Regions from separate parts of the Homo sapiens genome. Here all the other regions are linked to region 1. A link is an interaction called in ENCODE POLR2A ChIA-PET data of the cell type or tissue named here. Cell type or tissue: GM12878. All regions are shown on one strand.

Evidence for each region. Peaks named below come from ENCODE experiments on the same cell type or tissue, not always from the same donor. Only the 100,000 strongest peaks of a DNase experiment are listed, where the experiment ranks them.
Region 2: POLR2A ChIA-PET joins it to region 1 with 8 read pairs; 2 of 35 experiments call an interaction of 5 or more read pairs at or near these places.
Region 3: POLR2A ChIA-PET joins it to region 1 with 8 read pairs; 6 of 35 experiments call an interaction of 5 or more read pairs at or near these places.

Annotation. Positions count from the first base shown.
Region 1 is chr12:101,941,964-101,944,463 of GRCh38, reverse strand. No RefSeq gene overlaps it. Among named protein-coding and RNA genes, the nearest start is that of DRAM1-AS1, 21 kb to the left of the region's middle. In GM12878, no CTCF peak of the experiment used is centred here; no DNase peak of the experiment used is centred here; H3K27ac peaks cover 420 bases.
Region 2 is chr12:102,781,659-102,784,158 of GRCh38, reverse strand. No RefSeq gene overlaps it. Among named protein-coding and RNA genes, the nearest start is that of LINC00485, 41 kb to the left of the region's middle. In GM12878, no CTCF peak of the experiment used is centred here; no DNase peak of the experiment used is centred here; H3K27me3 peaks cover 120 bases.
Region 3 is chr12:102,053,587-102,056,086 of GRCh38, reverse strand. All of the region lies in intron 2 of WASHC3 (WASH complex subunit 3), which reads left to right. Among named protein-coding and RNA genes, the nearest start is that of WASHC3, 7.2 kb to the left of the region's middle. In GM12878, no CTCF peak of the experiment used is centred here; no DNase peak of the experiment used is centred here.

The DNA of each region.
Region 1 (2,500 bases):
TATCTGTCCCCTAAGATGTGGCCCTCCTATATCACTTGCCACCCTGAGCTTGGTGTTTCCCAAAGTTTTTTAAACATAAGAATCTCCTGGCACCCCTGTGAAAAGACAGATTCTGAGACCTCACCTTATCCTACTGAAAATTACAGGAGGATTCTGACTCCTTTTTCCTCACTGGCAAAACAGGGAGCAGAGCAAGCCCTATCACAATCTTGTATGTTTCAAGGGAAATAGCATATGCAAAGGAGCTTTGGAAACCATGAAGTTACTCTCTCGTGGCTGGTTTCCAGGCTCGCTCTGGAGGTTCAGAGGCAAAAGCCACTCTGAGGCTGTGGCCCATCACAGTGTCCTCCTCCCCCACACCACCTTCCCTTTTGGGGCTTTCTGGAGACACCAATCAGAAGCCACCCACCTCCATTTGAACCCAATGAACTGATGGTCCCAGGCTGGAACCTGCCTAAAGTTTACCACCAAGGTGGACACCTGAGTTGTGTTCTAGGAGTGCTGATTACAGAGCTTCAGGGGGTCAGGCAGCAGTCAAAACTGATGGTTTTCAAGGGATGGCCCTGCCTTCCCTTGGTACCTGCTGGAATGGAAAATGAACCCAAAGATTAGAGTGGGGAAATGTAGGGTCTTGGTAAGTTCTCATCACCCAGGCCCTGCCCCTTTCTCCAGCTACATCTCCCTCTACCCCTCCATATACCCATCTAGCCTCTGATTACTCCTCTCCTTCTTTCAGTAATAAAATCCTCTACTTTATAACCAGTCACAAAGCCACCTAGAATAACAACTACCCCCAGCCCTCTTGCTACTATGATCAGTGGGATGTAAGCAGAAATGTCACATGGCTGCATCCAGGAACAGTCCATAGTAAACAACTGGCATGTGTTTCATCCCTTTTCTATCCTGTCTCTTCTTTCATCCTGCTGCTTGGAATACTGATGAGATGGCTGAAGTTCTAGCATCTATTTTGGATGTTGGGGATGAAACTACACATTAGGAGTACTGGAATAGAGAAGGAGCCTGGAGCCCTGAGCACTGTGTGGAGTTGAGCTTCTAGTCTAGTTTTGGACTATCTAGTTTGGACTAACCTCTGGACTTCTACCTAAGAGAAATAAACTTCCATTTAATTTAAACCACTGTTGTTTTGGGTTCTGCTATCACAGCCAAAATGAATACTAACTAACAGAGTGCTCAGGAGCATGTATTCTGGAATTAGATTGGCCAGGTTCAGTCACTTATTACCTGGCAGCCTTACGCAATTTGCTTCCCTTCTTTGCCTCAATTGTAAAATCAAAATGCTCCAGCCTGGCCAACATGGTGAAACCCCATCTCTACCAAAAAAGCACAAAAATTAGGCAGGCATGGTGGCACACACCTACAGTCCCAGGTACTTGGGAGGCTGAGGTGAGCAGCTTGAACCTGGGAGATGGAGGTTGCAATGAGCCAAGATTGCGCCACTGCACTCCAGCCTGGAAGACAGAGTGAGACCCTGCTTCCCAAAAAAAAAAAAAAAAACCAAAATGCTAAAGACAGCATCTACTTCCTGGAATTGCTAAGAATGAGCTAAAACATGTAAAGCTTAAAACATGGAAAGCCCAGCACATAGTACGCACTCATTGAACATGAGCTATTATTGAAATCAGCTATTAAATACATAAAGAATAAAGATATACCCCTAAAGGAGCAAGACTGAAAGATATTCTCTATCATGCTGCATGCATGCACTTTTGCAAAGGGCTACATTTTTCTGTTAGTAAAGAAACACAGAAGGTGGGCTGGGCAGTGTGGCTCATACCTGTAATCTTATTGGGAGGCTGAGACAGGCGGATCACTTGAGGCCAGGAGTTCAAGACCAGCTTGGCCAACATGGTGAAACCCCATCTCTACTAAAAATACAAAACAATTAGCTGGGTGTGTTGGCACATTCCTGTAATCCAAGCTACTTGGGCAGCTGAAGCATGAGAATCATTTGAACCTGGGAGGCGGAGGTTGCAGTAAGCTAAGATCACACCACTGCACTCCAAGCTGGGTGACAAAGCAGGACTCTGTTTCAAAAAACAAAAAAAGAGTCATAGAATATAGAAGGTGCCCAAATTCCCAGTGGAAGAATTTTGTTTACTCATCCCTGACACAGCTCAGATATAAATAGGCCCTTTATTTGATCACATAAAATGGTAGTCCTAGAATGTACTTTGAAAAAGGAGGTCCAATCTAGGCTTAGCTCGGAAATGGAGATAGAAGGAAAGCCTTGATCCCTCTTGATGGCATCTGGATAACAGGGCCTGAGCCTGAGTGATATTCATGTTCACCCTTAAAGGGGCCCAAGGAGTGGAGCATCTGGATTGGGGCGAGGGTTCATGACAGTGCATGTGTTTTGAATTGGTGATTCTTTTAACAGAAGCAGTTTGGAACCAAGACTGGGAAGCTGCTGCTAACTGGAATGTTCTAGCCATGTTTCATGTTCCCTGAGGGCAGAGCTGGTGGCTCTCAGTGTATTGGG
Region 2 (2,500 bases), 840 kb before region 1:
CAATCACCCTCTTGAGGAGGAACTATTTGTAGATTAGGAACTTGAGTCAAAAATAAATTAAGAGGCTTGCTCTTGGTCATACAGCTAGCACATGGAAAAGTCAAAATTGGAACTAGGACTTCCTGTGTTCAGGGTCAAAGCTCTTATCTGGAGTGATCAGGAAGAATACACAATAAGGAAGTTTGATAAAGTACATTTCATATCCAATAGGCTATAGACAGTCTACTTAGAATGTTCTCATTTGTAGAATTTCTTTTCAGTATCTGACTGAACTAAAGGAGAGCTTCTTGTCTCACTGGTCCGCTTGGGGCAGGGAATGAGTTAGAACATGGAAAAGTATGGCTCTCTACTTCAAAAGCCCAGTAGAAACTATGGTGGAAATGCTGACAACTTCAGGCAAAGAGAATTGGCATGGAAAGGACTAGCGATTAGAGGTGGTAGGACTAAACCTGAAAGCTACTGGTTTTAGGAGATGGAATATTATGGAAGGTGAAGCAATATAATGGTACCCTACTGTAAATGGATCAGGCCAAATAAACAGCAATGATCATCAATGTGAGCTTCCACAAGTTACTTAAACTTTCTAAGCCTTATTTTCTTCCTCTTTGAAATGAATAGAGCAGAATATGCTTCATAAATTTGTTGAGAGGATTAAATGATATGATTCATATTTTGAACACATAATTTCTGAATGTTTATTATGTATCAGGCATACTTTTGATATGAGATTTAACAAGGAAAAATTAGACAAAAATTCCTGCTCCCAGAGATTGTCCAGAAAAAACAAACAATAAATAAAATAAATAAGGACCTTACAGTATGTTAGACAGTGATGAATGCTAAGGAGATGAATTAAGCAAGGAAGTAGAGGTGGGGATTGCTAGTGGACTAGGAAGGGACAGAGGAAGTCTTCCTGAGGAGATCACATTTGGGCAAATCTACAGGATAGAAGGGAGTAGACCATGTAATTAGGCAAGAAAAAAGTAAGTCTGAGGGCACCGAGGCAGAAATGCGCCTTAGGAAGAGCACAGTGGACAAAAGAGAAGGGTAGTAACAGATGAAGTTAGAATTGGTAAGGCCACATAGGTCACCATGAGAGCTGAATTCACTCTGAGTGAGGTGTGCAGCCTTTGGAAGGTTCTGAGCAGAGCAGTGACTTAACTTTGACCTAACTTAAGTTTGAACAGCATGACTTTGACTGCTACATTGAGAACAGAATGAAGGAACAAAGGAGGAAGCAGGGAGAGCATTAGGAGATTATTGCAATGATCCCAGCCAGAAATAGCAATGGCTTGAACCACATTGGTAACAGTGGAGGTGCTATAAGTTGTAAGATTGTGGATGTCGTTTAAAGATGAAACTGACAGAATTTGACAACAAACAAGTGGTAAAAAAAAAAAAAAAGGATCAAAGATTGATGCCAAGGCTCTCAAAATACTCAAATAGAGAGATGGAGTTTCCATTTACTGAGATGGAGAAAACATTTTTTTGTGTGTATGTATATGCGTACAGCGAGGCGATCAAGAGTTTGCTATCACTCATGTGACATTTGAGATGCCCATTAGATGTCCAAGCAGGAGATATCAAATAGGCAGTTGGATATACAAGTCAAATTCAGGGAGAAATGTGAGCTGAATAATAAATTGAGAGTCATTAGTATTTAAATGTTATTTAAAGCCATGATCCTGATTAAGATCATCAAAGGAGAGAGAGTCAAGAAAGAAGAGTTTCAAGACTTAAGCATTAGGACATTTCAGCTTTTCAAGAGCCTGAGAAGGAGTAGTTGTGATGTAGGAGGAAGATCAGGAGAGTGTAGGGTCCTGGAAAGCAAATGGTGATTTAAGAAAGATGGGAGTGATAATGGAGTCATAAGCAGCTTCTATGTCAAATAAGATGAGGACTAAGCATTGAACACTGGATTCAGGAATGTGGAGAGTATTGGCACCTTGACTAGTGTAGTCTGTTGAAGTGGGAGAGATCAAATCCTGACTGCAGTGAATTTAGTAGGAAAGAGAAGACTTGGTGATGGAGAATATAGCCAATCCTTTCATGGAACTTTGCTATAGTACGAGTCGGAGAAGTGAGGTGGTAGTTGTTGGGGAAAATAGGAGTCAAGAAAAGTGCTCCTTTCCCCTCTTCCCCTCTTTCCTTCTTTTTCCTTCCTTTTCCACCCCTCCCTCCCTCCCTCGCTTCCTCCCTTCCTTCCTTCCGTCCTATGTTGATGGAAATGATGCATCTCAGGAGAGAAAATTGATGATGTAGGATATGGAGAGGGAAAAAATCTGGAGCAAGAAGGATGTGATTTAAAGCTCAAAGGGAGAAGTCACTTTTGATAGGAGCATGAACAGATAGTTCATTTGGAAGAAATGGCAGAGTGTACAGGCACAGATGCTGGCCAGTAGGACAGTGGTTGAGGAAACATGTTCTTTTCCAGTTTTTCCCATTTTTCTCAGTGAAATTATAAGCAAAGGACATCGGCCAAAAATGAGGAAGGAATAGT
Region 3 (2,500 bases), 110 kb before region 1:
CAAAGTTTATAAAGTTGTCTTACATAGTTGTGAAATAGCTAGTCTAGTTAGATAGAATTAACGTCTCCTAAAACTGACCTGCTTGAAGAACTACTGTAGGTCATGTCTTTGTAGGTAGAGTATGTGAACGAAGATTAAGTACTTGCTCTTTTGTGTTAACACTGTGTCAAGTTTCAGACTGGGGCTGGTTGATAGAAAAACTAGTTAAAAAAAACTATTTTAAATAATGGAATTGAATTTTATGGAAATTCTCTGTGGCACCAACTCAACCACAGGACAGAAACAAAAAATTCTCATCTAAACATTCCTGTAGAAAATTGGGACCATCTAAAAATTCACCCCAGCTACCACCATGAAAGAAACAAAGAAAGCAAAAACTTCTGTTCTGAATATATCAGTGGTCCCATATTCAGATACTTCTTATCTACTTGAAAAGCTTTGATGGGTGGGGCACGGTGGCCCACACCTGTAATCCCAGCACTTTGGGCCCAGGTGGGCAGATCACCTGAGGCTAAGAGTTCGAGACCAGCCTGGCCAACATGGTGGAATGCTGTCTCTACTAAAAATACAAAAATTAACTGGGCGTGGTGGTGCACACCTGTATTCCCACCTACTTGGGAGGCTGAGGCAGGAGAATCACTTGAACCTGGGAGGTGGAGGTTGCAGTGAGCCAAGATTGCGCCATTGCACTCCAGCCTGGGTGACAGAGCAAGACTCCATCTCAAAAAAACAAAACAAAAGAAAAAAGAAAAGCTTCGCTGATTCTTTCAAACACACATCAGACCTTAAGTTCATTAGCATTTATAACGTCACTGAGCTGCATTGAGCTCTGTGGCTGAAAAAGCCAATTCTTTGTATTTCTGTGGTATCAGTTGTAACATCTCTTTCGTTTCTGATATTATTTGAATCTTCTCCTTTTCTTAATCTAGCTAAAAGTTTGTGGATTTTGTTTTTCTTTTCAAAAATCCAGCTCTTAGTTTCATTGATCTTTTCTATTGTTTTTCTAGTCTCTTTCATTTTTTTCTGTTCCGATCATTATTATTTTTTTCCTTCTACTAACTTTGGGTTTTATTTGTTCTTCTATTCCTTCAGTTGTAACACTAGGATGTTACACTTTGGATCTTTCATCTTTTTTGTTATAGGTCTTTACTGCCGAAGCTTCCTTTCCTCTTAAAACTGCTTTTGCCACCTCCCATAAGTATTGATGTGTTGTATGTCCATTTTCATTTGTCTCAAAATACTTTTAATTTCGTTTTTAATTTACTTGACCTATTGGTTGTTTAGGAGCATGTTATTTAATTTCCAGTTATTTATGATTTTTTTCAAGATTCCTTCTATTATTGATTTCTGGTTTCAAACCAATATGGTCAGAAAAGATACTTGATACGATTTCAGTCTCCTTAAATGTATTAAAATTTGTTTTGTGGCATATCATATAACCTGGAGAATGTTTTGTGTGCCCTTGAGAAGAATGTGTATTCTGTTGCTGTTTTATTGAATTTTCTACATATGTCTGTTAGGGCCAGTGTTTCATTATTGATTTTCTGCCTGGATGATATGTCCATGGTGTTTGTAGAGACGGCGTCTCACCATGTTGCCCAGGCTAGTCTCAAACTCCTGAGTTCAGGGGATCCTCCCGCCTTGGCATCCCAAAGTGCTGGGATTACAAATGTGAGCCACTGTGCTGAGCTCTTTTCCATTCTTTCACTTCAATCTATGTGTGTCCATTTTTTAAAGGTGAAGTGAGTCTCTTGTACACAGCAGGTAGTTGGGTCTTATTTTTGTATCTATTCAGTCAATCTGTGTCTTTTGATCAGAGAATTTAGTCCATTTACATTCAGGGTAATTATTGATAGATAAGGACTTACTGCTGCGATTTTGTTCATTGTTTTCTAGTTGCTTTATAGATCTTTTGTTCCTTTCTTCCACTCTTGCTGTCTTTTGTGATTAGATGATTGTCTCTAGTGATATACTTTGATTCCTTACTTTTCATCTTTTGTGTATTTACTATTAGGTTTTTGCTTTGTTGTTCCCATGAGGCTGACATAAAACATGTTATAACAGGCTATTTTAAACTGATAATAACATAATTGATAACATAAAAAACCTCTGCACTTTTACTCCACCTCTCCACATTTTGCTTTTGATTTTGCAACGTATATCTTTTTATACTGCATATCCCTTAACAAGTTATTGTAGCTATTATTATTTTTAATAGTTTTGTCTGTTAACTTTCATACTAAAGATATAAGTGATTTAATCACCATGACAGTATTAGAATATTCTGAATTTGACTGTATACATTTTTTTTTCAGCTCTAAAATTTCTGTTTGATTTTTTAAATAATAATTCCAATCTTTCTGTTACATTTCTCATTTTGGTCATTTATTATTTTCTTGATTTCATTGAATTGTTTCTCTGAATTTTCCTGAAGTCCACTGAGTTTCCCTAAAACAATAATTTTGGATTCGTTGTGAAGAAGGGTCAGTTACTGGTGATT